Regions from separate parts of the Mus musculus genome. Here all the other regions are linked to region 1. Evidence: chromatin loops called from intact Hi-C (ENCODE). Cell type or tissue: heart. All regions are shown on one strand. Each heading gives the region's core, and the rest is flanking DNA. Links, peaks and the distances in the headings are about the cores only.

Region 1 (9,951 bases), core at 3,010-8,009:
GAAACCTCCTCAAAAGAGTCCTACACCTAAAGCTTTAGCATAAATGTGGTAGAGCATCCTGACGAGGGCCTACTTTGCATCCTTGCTCCTTGCTCTGCTCTCTTCCCTGGTCATAGGAGACGACAGGGCCTCCCTCGGTGCCTAGCTCGCTCCCTTACCTTCACTGCAGAAGCTTTTCTCTACCCCACTGAATCGAAGCTTCTCGTGCAGGAGCTTTTCCTGCCGGCAGTGCTCACACTGGGATACCACACCCCGAAGCCGCTTGAAGTCCTCACAGCAATCACGGCAGCAGAACTGGAAGACCTGGTCCTGAGGTGGAAACACAGGGCACGGAGGGCAGAGCTACCACATCTGCACCTGACAGGCACAACTTGAGACTTCTTCAAACATGTGGCAAGATGTAGGTGGGGCGGGGGGGGGGGATCTTACCTGCCACTCCAAGACCTCAGGCTTGCCACTGAAGAGGCTATGGCAGTAGTGACAGCTCAGGTGAATGCCCCCCTCAGGGCTAGTATGCTGGAGGGAAGGAAGACAGATAAGGGGGCAAGATGTGTGCACTGCTGGAGGAGAGGGGGGGTCGGGCTTGCTCTTTGCTCTACCCAGGCCTACCTATCCCAGTTCTCCTACCCTTTCCCTGTTGCCACTCCCTTTATCCCTGGTCCAGGGCCTGGAGTACCTGGAACTTGGTCCAGCAGCTGGGGCTGCAGAACTGGTAGACTGTGCGATCAACTTTGTTGTAGTAACAAGGGTCAGAGAGGCTGCGGCGGCAGAAGCTGCAGGGTCGGGGAGGGCCTGGGGCATAGAAAGAAAGAGAGAAAGAGAGAGAAAAGAGGAAGAGAGAGCACATAGAAGGTGTAAGGTAGGGCAGAGATGGAATAGAAAGTCCATGGGAAGATGTGGCTGGGGCCGAGGTTGGGCAGCAGAAATTACTCTACAAGAGGGAAATATGGGAAGCAGAAGGAAGGCCAGCAGGGATCTCAGAGAAGAGGGCTTTGCACCTACCAGTGAGCCCTGCCTGCTTCACTTTGTAAGAAGTGGTACAGCACAGGGAACAGAACAAGCTGGTCTTGCCATTACGATCCACATGTGATAGCATCTCAAAGTTCTTACACAGGGTCTTGCACCAGACACATGGGTACACACGTGTGTTTTTCTGTGAGGATGGGGAAGGAGAGGCTGAGGCTGGGTTTGTCCCTTCACTTTTATTTTTAAAATTTTTTAAACATGAAATAGTTCAGGCATACAAAAAAGTATAATGATGATATAACAAAGACCTGTGTGTCCACCAGCCAGCTTCAAAAATAAAACATAACAGATACAATTGAAACCCCCTTTATTTGTTTTATTTTTCCCAGCCCTCGACCCTTCAGGCACCTTTATTTATCACCCAAGAACCACACCCCCTTCCATAGCCCTCTAATGCACTACTCCCTCGGCCCCACCTTCTTGTATGCCCCCAAGCACGTTGTGTTGCAAAACCGCTTTTGTTGACCATCATGAAACAGGAGCTCTGGGCCAAGGCCCCCAGGCCTGGCATAGATGTAAGCCCCACACTGGTCACAACAGTTGGTTTTCAGTCCCTTGTTGGCTCGGAATTTGGAGAAGCAAGAATCGCTGCAGAGTCGGTGTACCACGCTGCCATTGCTGACCTCATGAAGAACCTGCCACACATATATATACACACCCTGAGCTGAGGCCAGGCCACCACCGCCCACCCCAATCAATGCAAGGACCGGACTCCCACCTCACCCTAGACCTTTACAGCAGACAATGGGCCTAGGACCCCCCAACCTGTGCTTCAGGCTGTAGACTTGATGACGAGATCCTGGGAGGTAAGGAGGTTAGCTGCATACATCTGGGAGAAGCTCTAGCCTTGAATTTACTCCCTCACATTAGCTACCTTTTCCTCCCAAATCCCTTTCTCCCAGGGTTCAGCCCCTGCAGCTCAAGAACTAGAGGGGCGGGTGGGTCAGAGCCAGCAGGCTCCTAAGTTAGCCTGTGGTGAGTACCCTCACCTCTCCAGTCTTCTGGCATATGCTGCAGCGAGTGGCATCGGCAGGATCCCCAGACTGGGGGATTGGACGCTGCTGCTGGGCCTCATAGAGAGAGAGACAGACAGATGTGCAGAACTCATGGAAGGAGCCTCCTGGACCAGTCTGTACCACAACTGAGTCCTTGGTGTTCCAGATCTCCCTGGAGGTGGGAATAGGTTTCAGTAATCCAGGATCACCCTCTTATTCCAGCAGTAACCCCTGCACTCCCTAGGATGCCTACTGATGACCACAGACTCAAATACTCTAACCACTTCCTTAAAATTAACCCTATCATCTCCATCCTGCTTGGTTTTGCCAACATAATCTCTCTCACCCATAACTCCCTCCCCTAGTCCCTGCCCCCGCCCACCCTAAGATCTGAACGCACTTCTTGCAGAAGGTACAGGTCTTTCTGCCCAAGGGCTTCTTGGAGTAAGTAGTGAGACAAGATGAAGAACAGAAGAGCTGAGGCAACCCCTTGCGCTGATAGGCCGTCTGCCCCTTCTGCAGTGGTGTCCGGCAATGTGCACAAGACATCTTGGTGCCCATTGAAGAGCGCCCAGCCCTTTGTGCCATACTTGAGCGCAGGGACATGCGAGGAGAGCGCCGGGGCCGGAATGGCACAAAGTCCTCATCATTGGGGTCATCTACCATGGCATCAGAATCCTCATCTGACACTGGAACTGTGGGAGTAGGCGGGGCAGTGAGAAAAGACCACCAGAGCAGATCTCCAGCCATTTGATGGTCAGATCCATAGTAAGTTCAAATACTGATCCTGGGATCTCTGGTACTCCCCTCTTGTTCTGGCCCTTAGACTTCCTCTCCCATTACACTGGATCTTAAGCTACTCATGGTTTTTCTACAATATTCAGGAGAGGAAGGGAGGTTCTAAGAGAGAAGACTGGGGACAGGGACAGTATAGTTGAAACTTACTATTCTTACTGTTCTTCTTTTCAATTTTCCCCCACTACCATTTGGTTCCCATGCCAACCCACAGCAGAGACAGGCACTTCTCTTTCTGCAGAGAGGAACTACAGGGGCCAGAAGACCCATGCCCTGTCCTAATCCCACCTTCAAGCTCTTCTGTGCACCTGGAATTCCCAGGTCCCGCTTCCTCCAATCCTACTTACTGCTCTCAGTGGAGTCCACAACCTCAGGCTTTGGAGGTTCTGCTCTTCTAACGCGCTCGCTTCTCTTCTGTACCTTGGAAAGAGGGGCGGGGGGTTGGGGGGGAAAGCTGACACTAGTGGCAGGCTAACTGGAGTTCGAGGTTTGGGGTGGGGACAGGAGATGGAAGGTGAGGTGAGAGACTTGGGACCCTTGGCCCAGCCCTAAAGAGAAGGTGAAAATGGGGAGCTGGACTTCATTCTAAGAATCAGTAAACACGGGAGTTCCTCCCTTCTCTGACTCTGACAGCACCCCCCCAACATCTGGGAGGAAAATGAGGGTTCTCTCCTTCTTAGAGCTATAGGGGGAACTAGACTCTTTCCAATCCCCTCCCCCCTCACCCTCTCAGGCGGCTTCTCAATCTCCTTCCCAGTCAGGCCATCTCCTGCAAAGGAAGCAAGAAGGTAGCCTAAGTCTTGAGCCTGTCCAGGGCCGTCCAGGGCCGGCCCCCACCTCCATTCCTGGGGAACAATTTACTCCAAACTGAATGGGAAAACTTGAGTGCCTGTGGCTTCTAACCCTTTCAGGGTTACCTCAGACTTGGTACTATGGTGAAAATGGGGAGGGTATGTGTGCAGCTATTCTCCATGAGATAAAACGTATTCTCTTACCCCTCCAATCATTTCTGTCCCACTGTGCATGAAGAATTTATATTTTACCAACAAAAACAAATGTAACCACTTAAAAGGAGCAAGAAGGGGAAAGCCCATCAATGTATGGGTAGGTCCCTCTGGACTTTGGTGAGATATAAGATATATCAGTTTACCTATCTGAAGACCCTTATCACAGGCTAGAGGAGATATAGCACTAGGTAGATTCAGGGAGAAACTAGAGCTTCAAGTCTAGATCGCCCCTCCCCTATCAGAGATGCAATCCTAGATCCTGCCTCTCTACCATTACCCTGAAATCGGTATGCTGTTAGGGGGCTTCAGAGAGGAGTTACCATCCATCAATCCCAGAAACTCCACTCCTATTTAGAATCAAACAGCTGGAAAAATCATAGAGCCTAGAAGCCTGCTATTTTCCTTCAAACCCTGAAGGAAGGACCCTGGTACTGGAAACCCATTGGGGCTATGAGAAAGGGAACCTCTGCCATCCAATCCATTCCCTCACACTACCCCATTTATCCTGCGCAGCCCCTCCATGCCTCCCACCCCTGTTTTCCACAATCTTCACCACACCCCACTCCTCCTTCAGCACACAGAGCCCTGCTCTAATCTTCCCAGCCTCCTGTCCCCTCCTCCTCCACTTCTCAAAGCACAGAGCCAGCCCTCCTGACCACCACCCTTTCTTTCCCCAGGCCCCTCCAAACGGTTAGGTGACCTACCTGGCAACGAAGGATGTGCAGTAGGGGTACATACCCCAGGTTTGCTCTGAGAACTGTTGATGCCATCCCCCAGAGTCTCTCCCACTGAAGGGCTAGGGGGTGCATTGGGGCTCTGTGGCTGCCCTTGGGTATGCTCCTCCTCCTGCCCAGGGGAGCCCCTTCTCCTTGTAGCTAAGGGGGGTATCTCCTCTTCAATATGAGGAGACTCCAGGATTATTGGAGAATCTGGAGCCAAAGGTTCTAGTAGCCCCTCAGGTGAAGGGGGACTAGCCCCAGCCCCTGGATCAGGTGGCATCACCTCAGGGGTTTGACACCCTGGTCCAGGCTCTAGGGTCTGCTCCCCCGAATCCCATGCAAGGGTTCCCTCAGGACCATGGTCCACCTCTGGGGGAGAAGGGGCTTTATAGAGTAGCCCCCCCAGCCCCAGTAGCTCAGTGGCTCCATCCAGAACTCCTCCAGGGTCCTTCTCCAGGCCAGAAGGGGTATCAAGCAGGTCCAGGGCTCCAGAGGATGGAGACGGACCTGGGGGAGCCCATCCTCGACTTGGGGCAGTCTGAGATTCCAGCAGATCCTCTCCAAATTCCATGTCTACTGGAAGGTCTCCAGCCAGGGGCTTCTCTGGCAGGGTCAATGGGTCAAATGGACTGGGGAAATCACTGGGGTCCATGGCTGGGTATGGGCTGCAGATCGGAAGAGGGGGCAGTAGAGGTGGTCTTAGCCTGAATTTCTTATGTCGGCTGTGGGACACACCCCGTCCGTCATCCACTTGGATTTCTCATTAGCAGCCGCCCCCCACAGCCGATAGGCATTTCCACAGGCTTCAGGCTCAATGTCCACTCCCCCCCCAATACAGCGCCCTCTGTGGGGAGTGGCGTTCCCTGCCCTGGCCCCGTGCCCACACTCGCCAGGCAGTTGGTCTCTAACCCGCCCGACACCCCCCACGGAGACTCGTAGCTCCTTCCTCCCTACCTCTCACACACCCCCCACCTCAGACTCAACGCCCCCTCACATTTTCCCGTGCCTGCCGCAGCCAGAAACCTTTCCCGCTCCGGCGACCTCAGCCCCTGGTCCCTTCTCACTCCCCCCCAAAAGCCCCCCAGGTCTCCAGTCTCTCCCCATCCTCTCCAGCCCCAGCGCCCCTCCCCGCGGAGCCCGTCCTCTCTCAGCCCTTCCCCGCCCCCACAAACTGCTCTTCCTAACCGTCTCCCCCCCACTCGGTTACCTTTCAGGGTGGACCACTTCCTCAGCCCCGTCCCCCCTTTCCTACTGCACCCCTAGTCCTTCCCTTCTCCTGTTGCCCACCCCCCACCTCAGGCATTTACAGGAAGACATTTTGGAGCTACGATTCCTGCTCAAACCCCCCTCCCGGCTACTGCGAGATCCCGCCTGCAGGTTCGGTTCGGCTTGAACAGACCCGACCCCTACCTGAGGCAGGGTTAGAGTAACCGCTACAAGCCTAGAACTGCAGACAGCAACGGCCCCGCGCTCCTTCTCCACCTCCCTCCCTAGCAGCCGGGACAGGGGTCGCGGCCCCTTTAAATGGCAGCGCCGCTTGCAGCGCTGAGCGCTCTGCACCAGGCAGGCGGGCGGTGCCAGCGACCAATCCCATTGGCTGGCTGGAGGAGGGGGCTCGCGAGACAGCGCCGGCCCCCGGCGCGAGACTCCCAGCCCAGTGGCCGCCTGGAAATTGCGGAGTGGAGTGCCGTCACTGGGGATGGAGCGTGAGCCCCCGCCCGGGGCCCCGTTAGTTGAGGAAAAGATAGCCTCTGGAGCTTTGGAGCCCGCCCCCGGGGAAGGCGGCGCCCCCTCTCCACCGAAGGGCCTAGTACACTAAATACACAAAAAAAGGAAGAAAAACCCCACATCTACGCACCTGCTTTCCTTACCTGGCTCAAGAGCCTGGCCCCGTCACACCCGTGCCCGCCCTATCTCCAGAGCCCACTCTACCCGTGATCCCCTCCTCTCATTCAAATGGTTCCCGGTCCCCTCCCCCTCCCCGTGGCTCTCCGCTTCCCACTCGTGTTCCCCCCAGCGTCCCCCCTCAGCACTCCCTACCTACGCCATGCAGCAGACGCCTGCCAAGATTACCCTCCCCCATCCCCACCTCTCCGGGGCCCGGCCCCCCGGGCGACTGTTGGGGTAGTGACAGCGGAGAATGGGGGAGGCAAAGACCCAACCCTCAAGTGCCCCTCCTCCCCTTGTCTGCAACCTCAGCCCCCACTTCCAACCTGTCTAAGAGTCGTAGTTATGGGGTGTCTTAAGCTTACCCTTGCCAGTTAAATGGTTCTGGCTTAGTGACAACGCCTATGCAGTAACGGTTACTGCCTGGTGACCCCCCCCCCCAAAGCAGGTTCTGCAAGGCTACACCCCCGTCTCCCTCCATGGCCTTCGGTTAAGTTCTGGGATCATTGCACTGAATCCTCCTGTAGGAGCTTGAATTTTCTCTTGAATAGTTTTGGTCATCAGAAGCCCCCCACCCACCCATCCACTTGCACACACACACACAGACACACACAAACACTGTCCTTCCCTTTTCCCTCTTTTTCTGTTCTTGTAGGTCTCTCCCTCACAGTCTCTTTGCGTCTCTGCCTCCTGAGAGCACTCAAACACAGCCTCCAGGGATCGTACTAGATGGTGGGCGTGGCTGTGATTAAGGCTTGAGAAGTAGGGTAGGGGTAGGGGTCACTAATACTAGGTCTACTGCCTTAAAAGAATAGGTGGCAGTGTTCATTCTCAGGCCTCATGACAGAACACTTCACAATCCCTCTCTCCACATTCCCAGGATAGTTCTAAGGGCTGCACAGCACTTACCGGACTTAGATACTAGAAACTCAGGCAAGAAGCGTCCAGTGTTGTCCATTGCTCCTCTAATGTGCTTCTGACCTTTCCTCCTTCCCATAGAAAGCCTGCCCACCCTTGTCCTTGGGAATTTTACCCATATTTTAACAGAAGCCTTGTTTTCCCTTCCGCCTACCCCCCCTCAGCCTTGAGGTTGTCTTTGCTCTCTCCTACATCAGAGATAAATGTAATTTTTTTCCGGTGTAGATTGCCTAAACCCGGCTTTCTGTGTCTTAATCAGTATGCTCTGTAGCCATCTCCCACTTTCTGCCTCTTTCTGTTTCTACTGTTTCTTTGTATTTTCTGTTTCTTCCTGGCCCCCTGGCTGTTCTGGGGGTAGAATGTCTAATTTGGTGGCAGATCACGAATTTTCAAGTGGAGTGAAGAGCATCTAAGAGGGAGGGGTGACTTCTGCTCTGGCACGGTGGTCTGGTATTCCAGCACTTAGAAGGCTGTATCAGGATTATGACCATGAGAAAAGCCTGGGCTACATAGTGAAACACCTGTCTCAAAACCAAAAACTGGGTGTGGTGGTGTGCAGGGAACCTGAGGCGAGAGGATTCCCTGTGGTGTGAAGACAGCCTGGACTACATAGCAAGACCCTGTTTCAAAAGAACAAATGCAAACTAAAACAAAACTTCAGTCACACTAAACAACAACTAGGGGCAGTGAGACGTGCAGCAGGGAAAGGCCTTTGCTGCCAAGTCTAAGGACCCAGATAATAGGAGAGAACCTAGGCCTGCAAGTTGTCCTCTGACCAGCACACCTGTGATGTAGCATGCATGCATACACAGGCACACGAAATAATAAGTATGTTTTTTAAACTAATAACAAGGAGCACAGGATTTTACAATAGTACTATCACTCTGCATGATATTATAATGGTAGACACATTATTCAAATACAATGTAAACTACTAAGAGTAAGTGCTAATATAAACTACGGACTTTGGTTAGTAATGATACATCCCTGCCCATTCATGGATTGAAACAAATGTACCTATCTTGTCCTGGATGTTGATAATAGGCAAGGCCATGAGTGTGTGGGGACATGGATATACAGGAAAGCTCTGTCTACATAATTTTACTATGAAACTAAAACTCTATCCGCACCCACACACACCCCAAATCTTTGATTAGTTGGTTTTGGGTGAGATTTTGTTCTTTGTTTGTTTGGTTGGTGTTTTATTTCCTGTTTTGGGTATGGGTCTTAATGCCCCAGTGTGGTAGTTTTGAAGTTGCTGTGTAACTCAGGCTGGCCTAGAACCCCCTTAGTAGCCAAGGATGACTTTTAACTTTTGATCTTCTTGCTTCCACCTAGTGCTTTTTTGTTTGTTTGTTTGTTTGTTTTGCTTTTTGGAGACAGGGTTTCTCTGTGTAGCCCTGGCTGTCCTGGAACTCACTTTGTAGACCAGGTTGGCCTCGAACTCAGAAATCCGCCTGCCTCTGCCTCCCAAGTGCTGGGATTAAAGGCGTGCGCCACCACAACCGGCTCCACCTAGTGCTACAGGCTTGTGTCAGAATGCCTGTATTATGCTGGGGAACAATCCCAGGGCTTTGTGAATAGGAGGTAAGTACTTGACCAACTAAGTTACATACCTAGTCCAGCATATTATTTCTTTCTTTCTTTCTTTCTTTCTTTCTTTTTTTTTTTTTTTTTTTTGCAGTGCTGGAGCTTAAGACTGCACCTTACACATGTCCGTGCTATATAACTGAGCTGCATGCCCTCATTTTATTTGTTTTTTTCAGATTACAAACGTATAAATATGTCAGTCATGGAAACACAGGTCTGTAATCTTTGTACTTAGGGGGCTGACAGGAGATTACTGAGTTCAAGGCCAGCCTAGACTATATATTAAGAGAATTTCTCAGCCAGACCTCTTAGTATAGATGATAAACTAGGCTACTCAGGAGATTGAAACAGAAGGATGGAAAACTCAAGGCCTGTCTGGGCTATAGAGTTAAATTCAAGGCTGGTGGTAGATGCAGTTAATCCCAGTGCCTAGTGTGGGAGGGGTAGATTTCTTTGAGTTCAAGGCCAGTCTAGTATACATATTGAGTTCCAGGCCAGCCTAGGCTACATAGTGAGACCCCATCTCAAAGAAGGAGGGAACTGTTTGAAAATAAAAGACAAAAAGAGGATCAGTTCTAGAGCATAAGTTCTTGGATCAGTCCCCAGCGCTGCTGGGAGTGAAGACTCACAACATAACTAAAAGAGATAGGCGAACCCCTGAGTTCAAGACTAGCTTGGTCTGGAGGGAGTTCCATGACAGCCAGAGATACATAGAGATACATTATCTCAAAAGCCACAAAACATACACACACACACACACACACACACACACACACACACATCCAGTCCTGCAAATAAATACTGTGCCTTATCTGTCTGTGTACCTGTCTATCTGCCTATCTATCTATAAATGTTTCCTCATTCACTGTAAAGATTTTGGAAATCACAGAAAGCCTTAAGAAAGCAAGAGAGCTGGGCAGGAGTATGCGCCTTTAATCCCAGCACTTGGCTCCTGCCCAGCTCTTGGGAGTCAGAGGCAGGAGATTCTCTGGGTTGGAGGACTGATCTACATAG
Region 2 (9,951 bases), core at 2,245-7,244, 84 kb before region 1:
GACCGAGTTGAGCATTGCAAGACTGAGTTAAGGAAGATGGTACTCTTTCCACCACAGTCTCCAATCCTAGGGATTCTTCAACCTTGTTTCTGTCATAACCCATCCCAGGCTTAGACTTGAAGGCTCTTCTGTTTGTTTATAAATTCTGGAACAGCTCTCAGTTTATACTCTAAACTAAAGAAGGCAGTTCTCAACCTTCCAAAAGCTGCAACTCTTTAATGCAGTTCCTCATATTATGGTGACCCTCAACCACAGACTTATTTTTGTTACTATTTCATAGCTGTAATTTTGCTACTGAATTGTAATGTAAATATCTGCGTTTTCTGATGGTCTTAGGCAACCTCTGTGAAATGGCTGTTTGATCCCACAAAGGGGTCAAGACCCACAGGTTAAGGACTGCAGATATTGATGAGATTATTGATGGAGAGGGTACATAATTGCAGAGGGAAATGAAAATAGCAGAAAGAACAAAAAAGAGAGAGAGAGAGAGCCATCTTTACGGTGTTTTGATTCCTAGAAAGCTGCTTTTTTATTTGCATAGGCTCCAACTCTTCCCTGGTTCCCACAAAACGGGGGTCCATGAGTAAAGGCCCTTTAACCATACTCGCCAAGATGTGGACAAGTCCCTTTTTATCTTTCAGTTAAGATACTTTTCAAGCCTGGTGTGGTGGCACATACCTTAAATCCCATCACTCAGGAGGCTGAGACAGGCTGCTCTCTGTGAGAGGCCAACCTGGTTTACAAAGTGAATTCCAGGACATTGAGAGCTGTGCAATAAAGAAAACCATGTCTCAAAAAATGTTTCTTTTGGTTTTTCAAGACAGGCTTTCTCTGTGTAGCCCTAGCTGTCCTAGAACCCTCTGTAGACCATGCTGGCTTGGAACTCAAGAGATCCACCTGCTTCTGCCCCCACCCCTCAGTACTGGGATTAAAGGCGTACGCAGGCGCAGCTCAAAAAGACCCCCCCTTCCCTTTTGAGATAGGGTATCTCCATATTGCCCAGGGTTTCCTGGAAATATGTGGACCAGACTAGCCTCAAACTCACCAAGATCCTCCTGCCTCAGCTTCCTGAGTGCCGAGATTAAAGGTATGGGCTACCAAGCTTGGCAAGGGAACAAGAAAACTTCCCAAGTAATGTTTGTGGGTCACCTCATAAACAACAACACATTTTACACAGATTGACATATTTTATCTTGTAAATTGTAAAGTTTTAAGATTTCTGATCCTGAATTTACATTGAACCTATTCAAGGAACTTAATCAAATCAACTTTTCCAAACTAGAGAGGGCTCAGGCATTGGACCTCACTCACTACCTGGAGCTAAGCCTGGCATGGACCTTTAGGGATTAAGAGTGGTGGGCAGTGAGCAGGGTGTGGTGGCGCACGCCTTTGATCCCAGCACTTGGGAGGCAGAGGCAGGAGAATTTCTGAGTTCGAGGCCAGCCTGGTCTACAGAGTGAGTTCCAGGACAGCCAGGGCTACACGGAGAAACATTGTCTCGAAAAACCAAAAAAAAAAAGGTGGTGGGCAGAATCGGCCTCCCTTCCTGGTCTCCCAAGCCTGTCAAGACCCGGGTGGGTGCTTTTATTTTGTCAAGTGCTGCCCTCCTGTAGTTCCTCCAACCACTCTAGCCCAGGCTTCGTCCACCCCTTTTCAGGCTTGCAGAGGGGGAAAAAAGCCCAGGGAAGACCCCGCCCTTTCCCAGAGCTGTACGATGTGTTTAGAATATGGCTGATAACTAAGACAAATGTGCTTGCGAACTGGAAAAAAAACAACTTGGAATCCTGACAGCTTTCTGAAAATCCGGCCCCATGATGGCCGTCCCTACTCTTTCTTAGCTAGTCTTTCGTTTTAGTGCTCAAAAGTGGCCATGTGACCTTGACGGCAAACGCCATCTTCCTGCCAGGGGGCCCTGCGCGCGTCCGTAGCCTTGGCCGCCGCCAGCGCCCAAGCTTTTCGGATCTCAGCAGCTTTAGACCGCCTCCCAAGACCCCTTTTCCGGTCTGCGAGGCCTGAGAGACTCTCAGATCATTGGTGGAGAAAGTATGATTGACACCATCCCTGTCTAATGACTGGCTACCTCTTTTCCCGGCTCTGATGACTAGTTCCGCTTCCTTTCCCCGAGTCTTTTTGATGACTCATCCCTCTGTCTGCGCTGCGCAAAGTGGCCTTTCCCGGCCCCGCCCCTGCTGCCCGCCACCCTCCGCCCCCGCCAAAGAGAAGGAGCTTCGGGAATTTTATCTGAAGGCGCGCGCGCGCCCGCGCGCCCCCCTTCTCCGCCCCGCCCCCCGCCGCCGCCGCCAGCGTGCGCGCGTGCGTGTGTGTGTGCGTGTGCCTGTATGTGTGTGTGTGTGTGTGTGTGCCTATGTGTGTGTGTGTGCCTATGTGTGTGTGTGTGTGTGTGTGTACTTGAAGCTAAAACACTTATTTCCGCACAGGAAGGAGTCTCATTTCCATATAAGGAGCTTAACCCCTCACTGTCCTTTGAGGTTTCTGTCTTACTTGTTGGAGGCCGGGGAAGGAAAAATGATTGGGAGGGGGACTGCCTCGGCTTCCACTTCAGCCCCAGATCACAGGGGGCTGCCTTTGCTCCAGCTGCCAGCCACTCTGAGGGAGGAGCCTGGAAAGGTGGAGTTAGGTGGAGGCTTTCGGATCATTCTGTAGGTCTCTGGGGACATACGTGTCAATCATATAGGACAACCTTAACAAAGATTGTAATCCTAAAGAGGAATCCAGCCTTCGGTAGATAATGGAGAAAACAGAGAGCCCAGGCAGAGCGAAGAAGCTGCTGGATTCAGATGAAAGGATGGATGTCTACCTGAGCCAGGGGCCCTATGTCATCCATGCTCCTGCGTGCCCTTACAGCATGTTTTCCCCGACTGGGTTAAATGAAGCCAGAAGCTGTGTAAAGGGAGCTGGCTACACTTGTCTCCTTTAGGCTGCTTCCTGTAGTCTCGTTTTGCTTCTTCATGCTCAGACATCACTTCTCCGCCAAGTTTCTTATCCCACAGGTAAAGCTGCCTGAAAGTAGCAGTGTAGCCTAGGGTTTCATAGGCTCTGTGTGCAGTAAACACCCATAAGCCTGAGTATTGCATCAAAGAATGGAGATTTCCGAACCACATACACTGAGGTGTGGTGGTTAGGAGGGGGCTGAGTTTTTATCTTCCATCTCTAGTTCTCCCTGTAGAGGTCCCCTGGCTGAATCCCACCCACCGTTCATTTGCATTGTCCAGGCTCGACCCTCTACCTTCTGCATGGAATAGCCAAGGAACAGGAAAGAGGCAACATGTGTTTTGCCCATGCTGGGGTAAAGGGTCAGTGCAGACACAAATCCTCCTTGGCTTTTGTTTCCGATTTTGACCATTTCAAGAATCAGCACACGAATGGTGGAAATTTAGACTTTTCCCATTGCGCTGATAGGCTGTGTGATCCTCTGCCGGGATGCTGGGCTGTGGTATAATCCCCCTGGCAACTGGAATATTCTACTAGGAGACGTGTACCCTTGCCTAATGCTATCAACTGCTTCCAGTTTCTCCTCTTTATTATAAAGCGTTTCTCCACTCACTGCCTTGCCTTTGTTAATTTACCCACGGTACCTGCTCTGATGGTCAAAGACAACCAGGGCTGAGTGACACTGAAGATGTAGAAGGTTAACACATGATGGATAAGAGAATGGGGAGCAGGCAAGTGTGAAAAACAGGCAGTCACAATGTTTTATACTGTCCACATATCTGGGAGTAGCGCTAGTGGGGAGGGGCGGTAATCACAGTAAGTATAATGATTGTGGTACTTGTCAGTCTTAGATGTTTCTAGGCAGATTGGGAACTGCAAGGCCATTGGCTTTCAACTGTAAGAATTCCTAGAGGATGTTGCATTTGTTTTAAATATTTACTAATTTGTGTGTATGCTCACATGCATGCGTGTGTGTATGTGTGTGTGTGTGCGTGCATGCATGCCATTGCACAGATGTGGAGGTCAGAGGACACCTTTAGAGAGTTCGAGTTCTTTCCTTTTACCATGAGTCTCTAAGGGAAAGAACGAAAGTTGTCAGGCTTGGTGAAAAGTGCCTTTAGATACTGAGCCTACTTGTTTTCCAAGATGTGATATTTAAGAAATAGCCCAACAGAAGCTGGAAGGTGGGTTGTTAATTAAAAGCACAATCTTGCCAGGCATGGTGGCGCACGCCTTTAATCCCAGCACTTGGGAGGCAGAGGCAGGTGGATTTCTCTGATGCCCTCTTCTGGCCTCTTCAGGTACTGCATGCACATGGTACACAGGCATACATGCAAGCAAAACACCAATTCACACAAAAATTTTAAAGGGGATGGTGGTGAAAAGATCATCAATTAACAGCACTTGTTTTTACAGAGGACTTGGATTCAGTTGTCAGCACCCACACGGTCCTCCAAATCTCGAGCCTCAGGAGCTCCAGCACCTTCCGAATTAGGAGGGCACCTGGAGTGCTCCTGCTGCCCAGATGTACCTGTGAACAAAACACTCACACACATGAATAAATCTTAATTTTTAAATGTTTAATTAGTGTATTTAATGTATATGAGTGCTCTACCTGCATGTAAACATGCGTGCCAGAGAGGGCATCGGACCCCATTACAGATGGTTGTGAGCCTCCATGTGGTTGCTGAGAATTGAACTCAGGAACTCTGGAAGAGCAGACAGGGCTCTTAACTGCTTAGCCATCTCTCCAGCCCATAATATTTATTTATTTATTTATTTATGGTTTTTCGAGACAGGGTTTCTTCTCTGTATAGCCCTGGCTGTCCTGGAACTCACTTTGTAGACCAGGCTGGCCTTGAACTCAGAAATCCACCTGCCTCTGCCTCCCGAGTGCTAGGATTAAAGGCGTGTGCCACCACACCCGGCTCCATAATTTTTTTTTTAAGAGCAAAATGAAAAGAAAAAGTAGGCCAACAAAGTGACCTTAAGGGTTTGCAACCTAAGGTGCAAGTGGGACAGCAGGAATTGTTATTTCTTCTCCTCCACCTTTCTAACACACATTGGATGAACGGCAATCCTGTCTTCAATACTGGAAATGTAGAAATTGTAGTCACAGGATATGTTTTATGTGCCAGGTACTGTGTTATGTGCCTTAAGGAAAAAGCCTTGCCTTATGCTGATTCAATTTACAACGTTTTGGATAATCCAATGGGAAGAAATCAATAAAAAATGATAGAAATTTTGACTTTTCCTAGTCTACTGATGGGCTGTGGGGTCCTGTCAGGATGCTGGGCTGTGGTATAATCACCTTGGCAGCTGGAATATCCGACTAAGAGACTTATGCCCCTGTCTTCTGCTACCAGACTATTTAAACAATGGACAGCAAAGAGTCAAAATTTCCCAGTAATCTTTCCCATGCTAGGAGAAGGGGAAACGTGAAGTCCTGATGGCAGCCAAAGGAGGAACTTGTTTACCAGGAAAATATTCCGTATAGTTCTGGAAATTTATCAGACCATCTTGTTGAATAGACTGAGTCAAACCACACCTTCAAAGGGCTACTTAAGTATACATACATGTCTCTTGCCCTTCATTGAAATTTGAATTTCATGTTAGCACCCCAGAAAATGGCCTTGGGGGGGGGTCATTGGATCCTTTATTTGTTTCACTTCTCAAAGTGATCCCATTGAATAAATCTCTTTTCTCAGCTTTCTCTAACACTTGTCTCTGGTTGGTGAGACAAGCAGCTAAGTGTACGTAGCTTGTTGAGATTGCCAGAGGTGCAGCAGCTTTTCCCTAAGAACTCCTGTTTACAGTGGAAGTGAGCCCAGCTCCTAATCAGCTGAAGGTTCGTGATCCTCAGGGAGAACATTAGGATTCCGTAGTATATTGAACTATGATGTTTGATAGGTTCAGTATATTAAAGAACCTTTCAACCTAGGATATTTCCAACTTATGAGGTTGGATTGGAGCTTCTGACCCTTCCACATCTGCTCTGAGTGTTGGGTTTACAGGGCTGTGTCACCATGCTTCCTATGTGTCACTCAGTTCCCATGGTGGAGCTAGTGGTGTAGTTCAGTAGATAGCAGTTGCCTAGCATGTGTGAGGCCCTGGGTTCAATCCTCAGCACCACAAAAAAATTACAGTGATCTTCTCATGGTATATTATTACCATTATTATTGGTTTTTTTCATGACAAGGTTTCTCTGTGTAACTGAGTACTGGTTGTCCTGGAATTTAGTGAGCACTTTGTAGACCAGGCTGTAGGCTCACAGAGATCCAAGTGTCTCTGATGGCATAGGTATTGTTATGCTGCTCCCCCCCTTTTTTGATACAGGGTTTCTCTGTGTAGCGCTGGCTATCCTGGAATTTGCTCTGTAGACCAGGCTGGCCTCAAGTTCATAGAGATCTGCTGGCCTCTGCCTCCCAAGCTCTGGGACTGAAGGTGTGCCCACCACAGCCATCTTATCCCTCTTATTTAAAAATGTATATTTAAGCCGGGCGTGGTGGCACACGCCTTTGATCCCAGCACTCGGGAGGCAGAGGCACGTGGATTTCTGAGTTCGAGGCCAGCCTGGTCTACAGAGTAAGTTCCAGGACAGCCAGGGCTATACAGAGAAACCCTGTCTCAAAAAGCCAAAAAAAAGTATATTTATTTTGTTATTTTTATGTGTCTGTTTCTGTGTGTATGCTGCCTATGCATGCATTCCTTGTAGAAGCCAGAAGAGAACATTAGGTCCCCTAGAGCTAGAGTGGTTGTGAGCCCTCTGAAGTGAGTGCTGAGCCATCTCTCCAGCCCTATCCTGTCCATTTTCTAGATAATAAAGCTGTGATTCAAAGGGATAAAGTGACCTGCTCCAAGATCATTAGAGTAGTTGTAAGCAGAAGAGTTGGAACTTGAACATTGGAAGTCACAAAGTATAGCCTATGGTGGTGGTTTGTATATGCTTGGCCCAGAGAGTGGCACTATTAGGAGGTGTGGCCTTGTTGGAGTAGGTGTGTCACTGTGGGCATGGGCTTTAAGACCCTCATCCTAACTGCCTGGAAGTCAGTATTCTGCTAGCAGCCTTCAGATGAAAATGTAGAACTCTCAGCTCCTCCTGCACCATGCCTGCCTGGATGCTAATGGACTGAACCTCTGAACCTGCAAGCCAGCCCCAATTAAATGTTGTCCTTATAAGAGTTGCCTTGGCCATGGTGTCTGCTCCCAGCAGTAAAACCCTAACTAAAACACTTACGAATTTAATTAGAATGCTCTTCTCAGTCTTCTAGTTGGGAAGTTATAGAAATAGGACTCATCCTGTAAGAAGAGAAAGCAGAGCAGGGGGAGTTAGAAATTGAAGAGCACAGGGTAGAGCGGAAGATCCCAGAAGTAGCAGCAGAGCCCCTGGCTGTCTTTTGAGCAGTCAGGTAGAACAAACATGTGGGTGTGCAGAATGCCCAGAGGGAGCCCAGACAGGCAGGTGGGGTGGTTGGCAGCCACAGTGTCTGGCAGCCAGTGACAGAGGCCCTGCCATAGGGTCTGGGCTTCTAGAACAGGATGTCAAAAGGTCTAGCAAGAACTAGAGGGAACATTATTCCTATAAAGACAGAGGTGCTTCACAGGACACCAAGGTAGGACTCGAACTGGGAATATCAGACTAGGTGCTTAAGGTAGGGGCTTTTATCCAGTAGAAAAGAAATAGCCCAATTATTAGAGCTAAGGACCAGCTCCATTGATTAACCTTTCTTACTACTGATTTTTTTTTTCAGTAAATTGTTGGCACTTATGTTCCTAATGCTGTGCCAGGAACTGGGCCAAGGCACATTCCAATAGAGGGGTAGAACCTGTAAAGCAGGCATGTGCAATGCTGTGTGGGAAGTTCTCACGTAGAGGTGCAGACTGATGGGGTGGGGTAGGGAGGCTCACTGTTGAGAGAGTTTAAAAAGGGAGTTTATTGATCACTAATTGGAGGCCATCCTGGAATACATGGTAAGAGCCTGTCTCAGAAAACATATGTGATGGGTGGTGAGATGGCTTGGTAGGTAAAAGTACTTGCATCAACCCAGAGGACTTGAGTTCTATCCCCAGGACCCACCACATGGTAGAAGGAGAAAACCAACTCTGGCTCTGACACCTCTCTCTCTCTCTCTCTCTCTCTCTCTCTCTCTCTCTCTCTCTCTCTCTCTCTCTCTCATACACACACACACACACACACTAAATGTAAGAAAAGAAAGAAGCAGAGAGCTGGGTTGATTAGGAGCACTTGCTGTTCTTTCAGAGGACTCAGCTTTGCTTCCCAGCACTCTCGATGGTCAGTAATTCTAAACTCAGGGGATCTCACGCCCTCTTCTGGCTTTATTGGGAACAGCCCGATGCATACACATAAAGAAAAGAAACTGAAAAAGAAAACATTACACCAACTTGGGTACCTGTGTGTGTTCGTGTACTGTTCTGTTCTGTCCTAGGACTTTAAATAAGAGACAGTTGTCTACACTCAAAGTGTGCAAAAACAATGGCCAAAGTGAACAAAAATTTGAAACAGTAGTATTCCCTCCCCATTTGATGCTGAGTCAACAGTTCATACTGGAAAATTGTATTTGAGAGGGAGCAGTGGGGCACTCGAGTCTGAAGCAGCTCAGAGGTCTGGATATGAAAGGCTTTTGTGGGTGCTGTTGAAGATCTTCGGGTTTTCCCCAAAGTAAAGCCACGTGTAGTCTCTATATTAGTGAGTGATTGGTTTGCCTCTTGGCATTTTAGGAAGACCACATTGGAAACATTATCCAGCATCACTGGAAACAAGTAAGTCTCTCAGGATGTTAGTCCAATTGTGTGAGTAAGGAGTGGGGGGTGGGATGGGGAGGAGGGAAGCTAGCTCAGTGGTTAAGAGCACTGGCTGCTCTCCCCGAGGAACCTGGTTCAATTGCCAGCATCCATATGGTGATTCACAACTGCCTGTAATTCCAGTTTCAGAATCTGTCTCCCTTCTCTGACATCCATAGGTACTGAATGCACATAACACACAGACGGATATGCACAGGGAGTAAGACATGCACCCGTGCACATGCACACACAACCTAAATACATAAATAAAAACAACTAAAGGAAGCTTGAGCTAAGATTCTGACAAGTGAAAATTTATTTAGGAAAATGTTTCTGAGTGACAATGAATATAACATGATGATTGTTGTCAATGATCAAGAAAGGGGTTATTAATAATTTGAAAGATTTTTTTCTTTGAGAAACTACTAATATTATGACATCTTTCACAAAGAGATTAAGGACTCTAGAATGTGAAGCAGGTTTTCTACTGGGAGGTAAGGAGGCAATTTGTGCTGTGTGGATTTGGAAATGCCCAGAGTGTGGTACTATCCCTAAGTGCTGAGGGGGACCCTCACTTAGTGATCTCTGGGGTTTGAAAACTCACACGCCAACCTTTTTTCATGCCACCAAGATGCTATTCATCCATGCACAGAATTTTTGTTGTTGTTGTTTTTTGAGACAGGGTTTCTCTGTATAGCCCTGGCTGTCCTGGAACTCACTTTGTAGACCAGGCTGGCCTCAAACTCAGAAATCCGCCTGCCTCTGCCTCCTGAGTGCTGGGATTAAAGGCGTGTGCCACCATGCCTGGCTCGCACAGAATTTTTGAAATTTTAACAATTAATCTCAGAAACCCATAGAAAGAACTGGATTGTGTACTTTGTAATACAAACATTTTATGGCGTCGATTAAATACCTTTGGAGCCACACTACTGGACTCCAATGGAGAAGCTGATGGGTTCCTAAAATTACTAAGGCAAGACAAAGCAGGAGAAATTACATGTAGCTTGGTGGCAGAGGGCTTGGCTAGCACACACAAGACCTTGAGTTTAGTAACCAGCACCATAGGACCAAAAAATGATGTGGGACTCAATGTACAATGAAGGTTTTGTTTGGATGACAGCTGCTGAATCTAAGGAACTCCTGTCATTTCTCAGTTACTCACATGCACCCATAGCCTGTGCATTACATTTTGATGAA
Region 3 (9,951 bases), core at 1,658-6,657, 290 kb before region 1:
TAAATAGATGATAGATGTTGTCTGGTTGATTATGCTATTAATCTTTGAACCTTATGTACTCAATTGCTGTCTTAATTTTATCTCTTTTAATCTGATGGTCCTGCTGCAATGTAATTCCTTGATCACCCTCTAATGCTTAAAAGTCAGCAAAAGTAAAGACCCTAAACCAGTGGTTCTCAACCAATGGGGGGCAACCTCTTTGGAGTAGGACTCTTTTTTTTCCCCATTTTTTGGTTGTTTGGTTGGTTGGGTGGGTGGGTGGGTGGGTGGTTGGGTTTTTTTATTTTTTTATTTTTTAGAGACAGGGTTTCTCTGTATAGCCCTAGCTGTCCTGGAACTCACTCTGTAGACCAGGATGGCCTTGAACTCAGAAATCCACCTGTCTCTGCCTCCCAAGTGCTGGGATTAAAGGTGTACACCATCACTGCTCAGCTATAGTAGGCCTCTTTCATAGGGGTCAAATGGCCTTTTCACGGGGTTCACCTAAGACCTCCAGAAAACACAGATTTTTTTTATATTCATAGTGTTATATTCATAACACTAGAAAAAGCATAGCTATAAAGTAGCAAGAAAAATCACTTTATGATTGGAGAGTGAGCAAAATATTAAAGGTTAGCAGTATTAGAAAAGTTGAGAACCACAGCTCCTAAGCCCTTCCGTCTCCCAATTTCCGCCCATCTCTGAAGTGGTTTGGTGGGGAAGAGTATTTTAGGAATTAGCAGATTAGCAGACTTAGAAGCCATTGAAGATAGACCATGCTCTCATGCTGCTCTAGAACCCACCTCTCATTTCCTTGGTAACAACAGAGAGGGAAGACTCACAATTGTCCCTTCTTAGGATTTAAAATACCATACAAAAAGATAAAGGTGTTGGAGCTTTGTTGAGGCCCATTAAGGGAAAAGCTACTTCCTTCTATTAAAAAAAAATGGATTCTGAGTTGTCTCTGCTCCAAAGACTAGAACATACTATTCCATTGCCTCCTCCCTTAAAGGTTACTCTGGAGAGTTCTGTCAATCACCTAGCCAACAGGAGAACTCATTCACCTGGAGACAAGCTCCGGAAACGGGAGGAATAATTAACCTCCGCAATGATAGTTCCCAGAAGCCCCTCCTTTGATGCTTACAGAGCTTCTGTCATGCAGCATTGCTAAACCACACTGCCTTTCTGAGCTCTAACTAAAAGGAAGCACAACTTTTCATTTTCATTCTTTCTCTCTCTCTTCTGGGTACTGGCCAAAAGCCTAAGAATGCTCTAACATGCTGGATTTCCTGGACCGGAACTCAAAAGATAAAACACTCAGCTTTTTGAAACTCCCTCTACCTGGAAGCTGCCAAGATTTACAGGTTGCCTGATCTGTTGTTTTGCTTTCAAATGTTAGTAAAATGGCCCTTGAGCTTCCTTTTGAGTCCATTTGAAATTATTTAAACAAGATTAAAAACCCACAAAAGGAAACCACAGAACCAGCATGATGGCTCAGTGAGTAAGCGAGCTTGCCACTCATAGAAAGAACTCATATAAAGGTGAGAGTAGAAAACCAACCCCACAAAGTTGTCATCACCTCCATATATGTGACATGCCATGCAGGCAATCACATGCATCAAGCACACAGATGATGATGATAATGATACGAAAGGAAATCCCAGAAGATAGAAGTATTAAGAAACGCCATCTTTAATGCCTGTCCCAGCAATGGAAATCACGAATTCACAGCAGTTATACCTACTACTGGCTCTGGGTCCACACAAGTTGAGCCTTCCTAACAGCCAGCTATGGAAGGGGAAGAGACTCATAAGTCCCTATTTCCTACAGCAGATCTCTTAGCAACTAACAGATTCTGGGAGGGGGGCATAGAATCCAGTACTATATACAGTGGTAAGCCCATCATACTCTGATGGTTAGTTCCAAAGCCTGGGTCACACAAACAGCCCAGTTAAACTCTGTGGGACACAAAACAAAAACTAGGAAATATGGGAAAGAGATTTGTAAGGAAAGAAGAGATGGCAGAGATGGGAAGAAGGCGGGAACAAGTGACTAGAATGCAATATATATATATACATATATATATGGGAAATTATCAAAGAACAAAACTTATTAATAAAAACTAATTTAAAATGGGAACTGAAAATTTCTTGGTGACAGTACTACAACTTGAACCTCGAATTTAAAATCCAACCAAATTATAAATCAAGTTGAGTATGAAAGATTATTTTCTAAAACTTAAAGATACAAGGAACATCTATTCTTTCCGAGTATGTAACTTAAAGATGTACTCTTACAAAACCAGGGTAAATACCAGAAAGGAAAATATCCAGGGAATTAAAAAATGCAGACTTAACTCATATTTCCAGTGAGAAAAACAAAATTTCATGGTGACAGCTGTGAGGCGGGCTTGGAAAGCAACCAGAAAGAATGCAGCCTAAGAATTAAATACATTGGAGTCAGGAATGGCGGGCGGTTCAGGCTCACAAGCACAGCCCTCAGGAGACGGAGGGAAGAAGACTGCCTTGGCTACATAGTGAGTTTCTGGCCAGCCCACAGTCCAGTGAAACCCCCTCTCAAAAACAGATGAAGAAAAAGGAGTGAAATACATATCAACCAATGGATATGCTGAGGAGAACATGAGAAACATATACAAGGCCTAAGACTGAGCTCTTAGAGCAGCAAAAAAAGAGCACGCACACACACACACACACACACACACACACATCTCCAGAAAACATTGATGATTCATCTACAAAAGGCAATCCAAAGCTTCGGTTAAAAAGAAGCAAACAAGCAGAAAGAAGCCTTTAATCCCAGCACCTGAGAGGCAGAGACAGGTGGATGTCTCCAAGTTTGATGCCAGCCTGGTCTACAGACTGAGTTCCAAGACAGCCATGGCTACACAGAGAAACACTGTCTCGAAAAACGAACAACAACAACAACAAAAAAACCCAACCCCCACCCCCCCAAAAAAACCCAAAGCAGACAAACAATATCTCCCTTTCCTCCAGATTAGTTTTTGCAGTAGATGGTGCTTAAGACAGGTCCACAATTGGTCATGCTGCAGAGAACTAGAGGCTGCAAAGTGCTCAGTCCTAATGAGAGACAGTGCCATCACACCTATACCACCACCACCAAAGTTCAGGGATCAAAGCAGAAGCCGGAGCAAGGTGGTGGCTGCACACGCCTTCATTCCTAGCACTCAGGAGGCAGAGGCAGGAGGATCTCAATGGGTTCAAGGCCAGCCTGGTCTACAGAGCCAGTTCAGGGGACGACCAGTACTGTTCCAAGAAACCTTGTCTTGAAAAACAAACAAACATACAAAACAGAAGGCAGGTCAGAAAGACTGTAAGAGTTAGAGACATGCCATGAAATAGTGTTTTCTGGACATAGCAGGCTGGTTGCATACATGCAACTCACTGTGGCTATGACAGCAAGCCAATCAAAATTCCAGCATGGCTAGACAGGGGATTTATAAGGCCTCACCCCTAGCTGAGGAGCTATTGGTAGCTGATGGCTGCTGGGGTAGGGAGAATCAAGTTTTTTTCAAGGATATGGTTTCAGATCATATGAACGGTATATGGGCTCAGGACCTGGTAGAGAGGAGCTGGGAGAACTGGAGGGTGGATTTGGTCACAACAGACGGTAGACATGTATGAAATTCTCAAATAACAAAATGAAGATGAAATGAACGTGAGAGCAAGAGGGAGACTGGTTGCAAGAATAATTCCTGAAACATCAGAAAATAAAAACTATACAGACGTGTCTAAAATATAAAGTGAAATTTCTTCTTTTTCAGTGATATTTTGCCTGCATGTATGAGGGTGTGCTACGTACTTGCAGTACTCACAATGACCAGGAGAGGGCCGTCTGGTTCCCTAGAACTGAGTTACATAGAAATGGGTTACACAGCCATCTCTTCAGAAATGAGCCTGGTTTCCAGCTCCTACTTTTTTGTCGGGGGAGCAAGAGGCTGGAACTTGCTACTGAACGAGAATAGATTTGAACTCACAAAGATCCACCTGCCTCTGCCTCCTGACTACTGGAATTAAAGTCCCACCAGGTCCGGTTCTACTTTATTTTTTTTTTAAGATGGGTTCTTGCTATGCAGCCCAGACTGGCCTAGAACTTGCTATGTAGCTGAGAATGACCTTTAACTTCTGACCCTCCAGCTTCCCACTACTAAGTGTTGAGATTGCAATTATGTGCTATAATGTGCAGGGGTTTGGTTTGGGGGAGAAGTTTTGTTTTTAGTTTTTTTTTTTTTTTGGTTTTTTGTTTTGTTTTGTTTTTTGATATCATGTAGCCTAGGATCGCCTTAAACTCACGGTGTAACTGAAGATAACAAACTTCTGATCCTCCTGCCTCTAACTCACAACTGCTAGGATTATAAGCATGAGCTACTACACATGGCTTTAAATGTGTGCAAAACTTATAATAGTTCAATTAAAATTAATTGATAGGAAGGTTCTGGACAGGTTGTGGTGGTGGCATAATTTTAAAAAAATATTCTCACTCCTGAGTAGCTTAATAAAAACAGAAAACAAGTTAGGCACAGTGGTGCACACCTGTAACCGCAGCACTCCAGAGACAGAGACAGAAGCATCAGGAGTTTGAGGCTAGCCTGGGTTCCATAAAGAGAACCCTATCTGAAACATGTAAGAACCAAAACCTTAAGTCTGCTAGAGAAAACCCCCAAGCCCATGGACAATAAGTGTCACAAAGCTAGGCAAGAAGATTCTTAAATCCAAATATGTGGACGGGTGCAGACTACCAACAGCTGTAAAGCAGTTGTGAAATGAGCCCTGTGTGAAAGGAAGCAATGAGCAGGTGACAAAGCAAAGTGGCTGGTACGGAGGGGTGAGACCTAAGTGTCCCCCAAAACTCCGTGTCCGCAGCAGTGTGGGCCCCACAAGCTCTCCACACTAATCAGCCAGAAGCAAAAGACACTGCCAGAAACAGAATCCAGATTCAGCAATACAGTAAAAAGCAAAAAGGACCATGGGACAGGAGAGCTAGATCCAGGTCTCTGAGAAAGGAAGTCACATTTTGGGGAATTACACAAAAGCAACAGAAGAGGGAGCTAGAAGCCACGAAAATGGAAAACCTACTGGGATCCTAGCCTCCACCCTTCTAACCGTTTTTTTTTGTTTTTTGTTTTCTTTTCTTTTCTTTTTCAAAAAAAGATGCAATGGCAGGAGCCTCTAATTCTGGCACTCAGCAGACCGAGGCAAGCCTGGGCTGCATAAGAAAATCCTGTCTCAAAAGATCAAAATACATAAGCATAAATTCATAAAGTCACGTGCAAATGAGCAATAGCTTTTACTAGAAGCCAGTGAGGACGATTCGCAATGACAATTGACAGCAAAGCGGAAGCACATGCTTATGAGCCATGAACATTATAGCCTGCCATCTCAACGCAAGTTCAAAGTAGACAAAGAAAAGGAGAGAAGATGCAGAAGAAGTCAGGGTCTGAACAACTAAAGCACAGGGTAATGAGGTCCAGGAAAGAATCGAAAATAAGAGAGACTAGAACTAAGCAGTACCCCGGAGCTCTTGTCTCTAGCTGCATATGTATCAAAAGATGGCCTAGTCGGCCATCACTGCAAAGAGAGGCCCATTGGACTTGCAAACTTTATATGCCCCAGTACAGGGGAACGCCAGGGCCAAAAAGGGGGAGTGGGTGGGTAGGGGAGTGGGGGGGGGGTATGGGGGACTTTTGGTATAGCATTGGAAATGCAAATGAGCTAAATACCTAATAAAAAATGGAAAAAAAAAAAGAAATGAGTTCTAAGGCAGAAAGAGCAAATGAACTCAAGATATAAAAGAGAAGATAAGGGGGCTGGTGAGATGGCTCAGTGGGTAAGAGCACCCGACTGCTCTTCCAAAGGTCCAAAGTTCAAATCCCAGCAACCACATGGTGGCTCACAACCACCCGTAATGAGATCTGATGCTCTCTTCTGGTGTATCTGAAGACAACTACAGTGTACTTTCATATAATAAATAAATAAATCTTTAAAAAAAAAAAAAAAAAAAAAGAGAAGATAAGAAGAGGGGACCTGCATAGAACCAAAACGAGAAGAATGAAGTGATAAAAAGGAAAGCAAGCAAAGAATATCTCAGCACTTGAAAAACTGAGACCATGTCTCAAGTCCTACTCCCCACCCCCCGAAAGAGAAAAAAGAAAAATACAGAGAGAAGAAAATAAAAACAAGAAAATAAAACAAAATAAACCATGTATAGAATAACAAATACCATGTTTTGTTTGTGGATCCTACAACCCTTTATGGAGAATACACATGCATATTTATATATATATATTTCTCTGTGTTTGTGTTATGTGTGTGTATGTGTGTCTTTGTGTCTGTGTGTATATGTATAGTCCTTGCACAAGAGCAGGATAGAGACTAGAGGAACAGAGAAAATCAGTGGGAAGGGGAAAAGCAGGGAGTCTAAGAGGAGGAAGCAAAAGCTAGTAAAACACCCATAAAGGTGAGAACAGAGATGGGGTGGTGGCTCATGCTTGCAATTCCAGCACTTGGGAGGCTGAGGCTGAAGGTTCAACACACGTTTGAGGCCAGCCTGGATGATATGGTGAGTTTCAGGACAATCTGAGCAATAAAATAATCATGACTCAAACAAATAAAATTAAAAGGTTAAAAAGGCTACAAGAAAGCTTCCCTGAGGGCTGGTGAGATGGCCCAGCAGTTAAGAGCACTGACTGCTCTTCCGGAGGTCATGAGTTCAAATCCCAGCAACTACAAGGTGGCTCACATAGATCTGTAATCTATGGGCCAGAGCAAAAGGCAAAAGGGAAAAGGGAAGGGGGGGGTTGGAGAGAAAGCTTTTCTGAAATAACTTGGAACAACAACTTAAAACAACATATTTTAAAAGCAGCTATAAAGAAATGACCAATACTGATATAAAGCAAAAGTATTCCACTTCGTTTTTATTTTATTGTATTTTTTTTTGGTTTTTGAGACAGGGTTTCTCTGTGTAGTCCTGGCTGTCCTGGAACTCGGTCTGTAACCCAGGCAGGCCTAGAACTCATAGAGACTCCCCTGCCCCTGCCTAAAGTATTAGATTTTTAGTACGAGATTTCCTACTGGTGGAGGGGAACACATGAAAGACAAACATCCAGTTACCAGATGTGTTGACAATGATATTTTATACTGGAAGAAACACTCTGGCTACAAATAAAAATTATTACTTTTTAAAAACCTCTGTGTCGGGCTGGAGAGGTGGCTCAGCGGTTAAGAGAGCTGACTGCTCTTCTGAAGGTCCTGAGTTCAAATCCCACAACCACATGGTCCTGAGTTCAAATCCCAGCAAAACAGCATTTTCATGAGATATAGGGAAAAAAAACAACATAACCCAAGCAGTCAAATTTCTGACTTGGATTCTCAGGATCTGTTGGTAGTTAATGGTTGCTTCTGTGATGTCATTCATAATAAAGTAAATAACCACACCCATGCTAACACAAGCAACCCCAATTAACCTCAGTGGGTCACAAACACTAAACAAAAGTCATGAACATAGAGGGGAACTCAACGGTTAGAAGAAAGGGTTCAGTGGGAAGGGGTGGGAGGGATAACGGGGGATGAAAATGACCCAATACATTACATACATGCTTGAAATTATCAAAGAATACAGAAAATGACTGACTGTGGTTGTTGGGATTTGAACTCAGGACCTTCAGAAAAGCAGTCAGCTCTCTTAACCACTGAGCCATCTCTCCAGCCCGACACAGAGGTTTTTAAAAAGTAACAATTTTTATTTGTAGCCAGAGTGTTATGAGCTGAATTGCATCCTCTCACCAAACAAAAGTTCCCATGTTGAAGACCTAGGCCCTGGTACTTGAGAATGGGTGACTATCTGAAGGCAAAGCCCTTCCCTCTGACTGCAGTCCCTAAGAGGCAGTCAGCAGCAGGTGAAGCTCGGTCCTGCAGCACTAGACAGGCATTTGCTCAGTCAAAGGCTACATTCCCAGTATTGTCAAAACAAATTTTAAAAGAGGTGATTTGTTCACATAAAGACACCAAAGGCATGTCATGGCAGCATACAGTTGAAATTTCAAGGCTAGCCTGAGCTACACAACAATGTCCAGTCTCTAACAATAAATAGTCAAAAGATAGCAGGGGAAAGGCTGTGTCGTGAATGACCAAGGCAGCCTCTGTCAACCAAGGATAGATGCCTCAGAGGAATCAAAGCTGCCAACACCTGACCTTGGGCCTCTACCTTCCAGGACTGTGAAATATATTTCTGCTGTTTATGACACCCCGTCTCTGGTGCAGTTTTTTTAATGACATCCTGAGTCTCCAAACTTGTCAACCTACATTCACTCTATTCTTGTGGCTCCCTTCCTAACAAGCTGCTACAGAACAGACTCTAGAAAAATAAAAACAGCTGGAAAAAACATCCACAAAAGGACGGTTTGTGTCCATTCGATAAACTAAATAAATAAATGCACATAGATCCATGTATAATTGCGGTTCAATGACAATTGTCAGTATGAAAATGCAGTTTATAATAATGCCAATGGAGTACTGGAGCAGAGAGGGTGCAAACAGGTTCTCTGTTTTCACCATCCTGTTAGCAGTGGAAGCATTAATATTCCGCTCAGAGACAGTTGTGTATGGCATGGCATATAAAGCTAGTGCATAAAAATATGATAATTTAAGCCTATTATCTCCTGTACTTGTGGGTTCTCAAGGATGAAAGAAAGGAGATTCAGAGGTGAGACAGCTAAGAAAACCCCTGAAGACAGGACTTTGAAAAAACAACACATCAGTATCTCCTGTCCAGTTTTTCCTTAAAAGGTTTGAAACGCTGATGAACTCAGTACCTGTGAGTATTGCTGCTAGCATCCAGACCTTGTGGCCTTGAGATACCATTTCCTACAAAAAAAGAAACCAGGCCTTTTTAGAGAAGTGATTTCAGGTCTATGCCAGGAAATGTATAAAATGGGCCTGAAGCATCAATTTGGTTCAATTTCTGAGTTTGTGGAGACTTTTTTTTTAGTTGCTGACATTTTAAAAATAGGAATAAAACAAATAACTGCTTTAAAAAATTTAATGAGAAAAAGCAAACATTTACATTGCTTTCCCTTAACAAACTATACCATTGGCCAACCAAATAATAGGAGAGGAGATGTTTTTCTTTATCCTAGAAAACAGACGAAGAATAATAGAATCCAAATGTCACCATTCTACAACCCTTAATAAATAAATGGATCTAGGCTTTAAGCAACAAATGGCTACTAATACCACAGAGAGACAATAAACATCATGTGCCTTCTGCCAAGAGAGAACAAATATCACCTGAGCTTGATCTCAAAGCCATGCAAAGAACCAATTACACAAAGCTGTCCCCTGACCTCCACAAGTGCCACGTGACCTGTATGCTCACATATATGCATCATGTACACACACAATAATAAATAATAAATAATAAATTTTAAAAAATATTTAACCTGTCTACAAATTGAGTTCCAGGACAGCCAGGGCTATACAGAGAAACCCTGTCTTGAAAAACCAAAAAAAAAAAAAAAAAATTAAAGAAGGGGCTGGAGAGATGGCTCAGTGGTTAAGAGCACTGACTGCTCTTCCAGAGGTCCTGAGTTCAATTCCCAGAAACCTCTTGGTGGCTCACAGTCATCTGTAATGGGATCTGATGCTCTCTTCTGGTGTATCTGAAAACAGCTACAGTGTACTCATAAAATAAGTAAATCTTTAAAAAAATAAAAAAAATATTTCAAGAAAATTCAGGCCCATTTTATGCATCTCCTGGCATAGACCTGAAATCACTTCTCTAAAAAGTCCTGGTTTCTTTTTTTGTAGGAAATGGTATCTCAAGAGACACAATCAACAATACCCAGACTTACAGACCGTATAGGCCAAGCTGCCCGGTTTCTTCAGTAAACAAGTTGCAAGAGAGAAAAAGCCAGAAAAGGATAGAGAGTGTGGCTCA

The links. A loop is a pair of places that touch in the nucleus more often than their neighbours do. Peaks named below come from ENCODE experiments on the same cell type or tissue, not always from the same donor. Only the 100,000 strongest peaks of a DNase experiment are listed, where the experiment ranks them.
Region 2: a loop joins it to region 1, with 6 times the contacts of the local background. A loop is called at or near these places in 11 of 42 quality-filtered maps.
Region 3: it touches region 1 in a loop (4-fold over the local background); 7 of 42 quality-filtered maps call a loop at or near these places.

What each region holds. Positions count from the first base shown.
Region 1 is chrX:101,413,746-101,423,696 of GRCm38, forward strand. Zmym3 (zinc finger, MYM-type 3) reads right to left here and starts at 6,477. Exons shown (of 25, transcript NM_019831.3): 1 at 6,401-6,477; 2 at 4,528-5,207; 3 at 3,542-3,585; 4 at 3,164-3,236; 5 at 2,422-2,716; 6 at 2,016-2,193; 7 at 1,443-1,661; 8 at 1,003-1,153; 9 at 677-792; 10 at 430-516; 11 at 159-309. The coding sequence starts at 5,194. In heart, for the core only: a CTCF peak has its summit at 5,367; DNase peaks (open chromatin) are centred at 5,336 and 6,146; H3K4me3 peaks cover 2,923 bases; H3K27ac peaks cover 3,197 bases.
Region 2 is chrX:101,330,562-101,340,512 of GRCm38, forward strand. It overlaps Gm31385 (a long non-coding RNA gene), which reads left to right and starts at 7,527. Exons shown (of 3, transcript XR_387011.3): 1 at 7,527-7,565; 2 at 8,692-8,733. In heart, for the core only: a CTCF peak has its summit at 4,266 (motif pointing left); no DNase peak of the experiment used is centred there; H3K4me3 peaks cover 766 bases; H3K27ac peaks cover 1,060 bases.
Region 3 is chrX:101,127,350-101,137,300 of GRCm38, forward strand. It overlaps a transcript of Snx12 not described here. Among named protein-coding and RNA genes, the nearest start is that of Gm24061, 9.2 kb to the right of the region's middle. In heart, for the core only: CTCF peaks have their summits at 3,836 (motif pointing right) and 5,049 (motif pointing right); no DNase peak of the experiment used is centred there.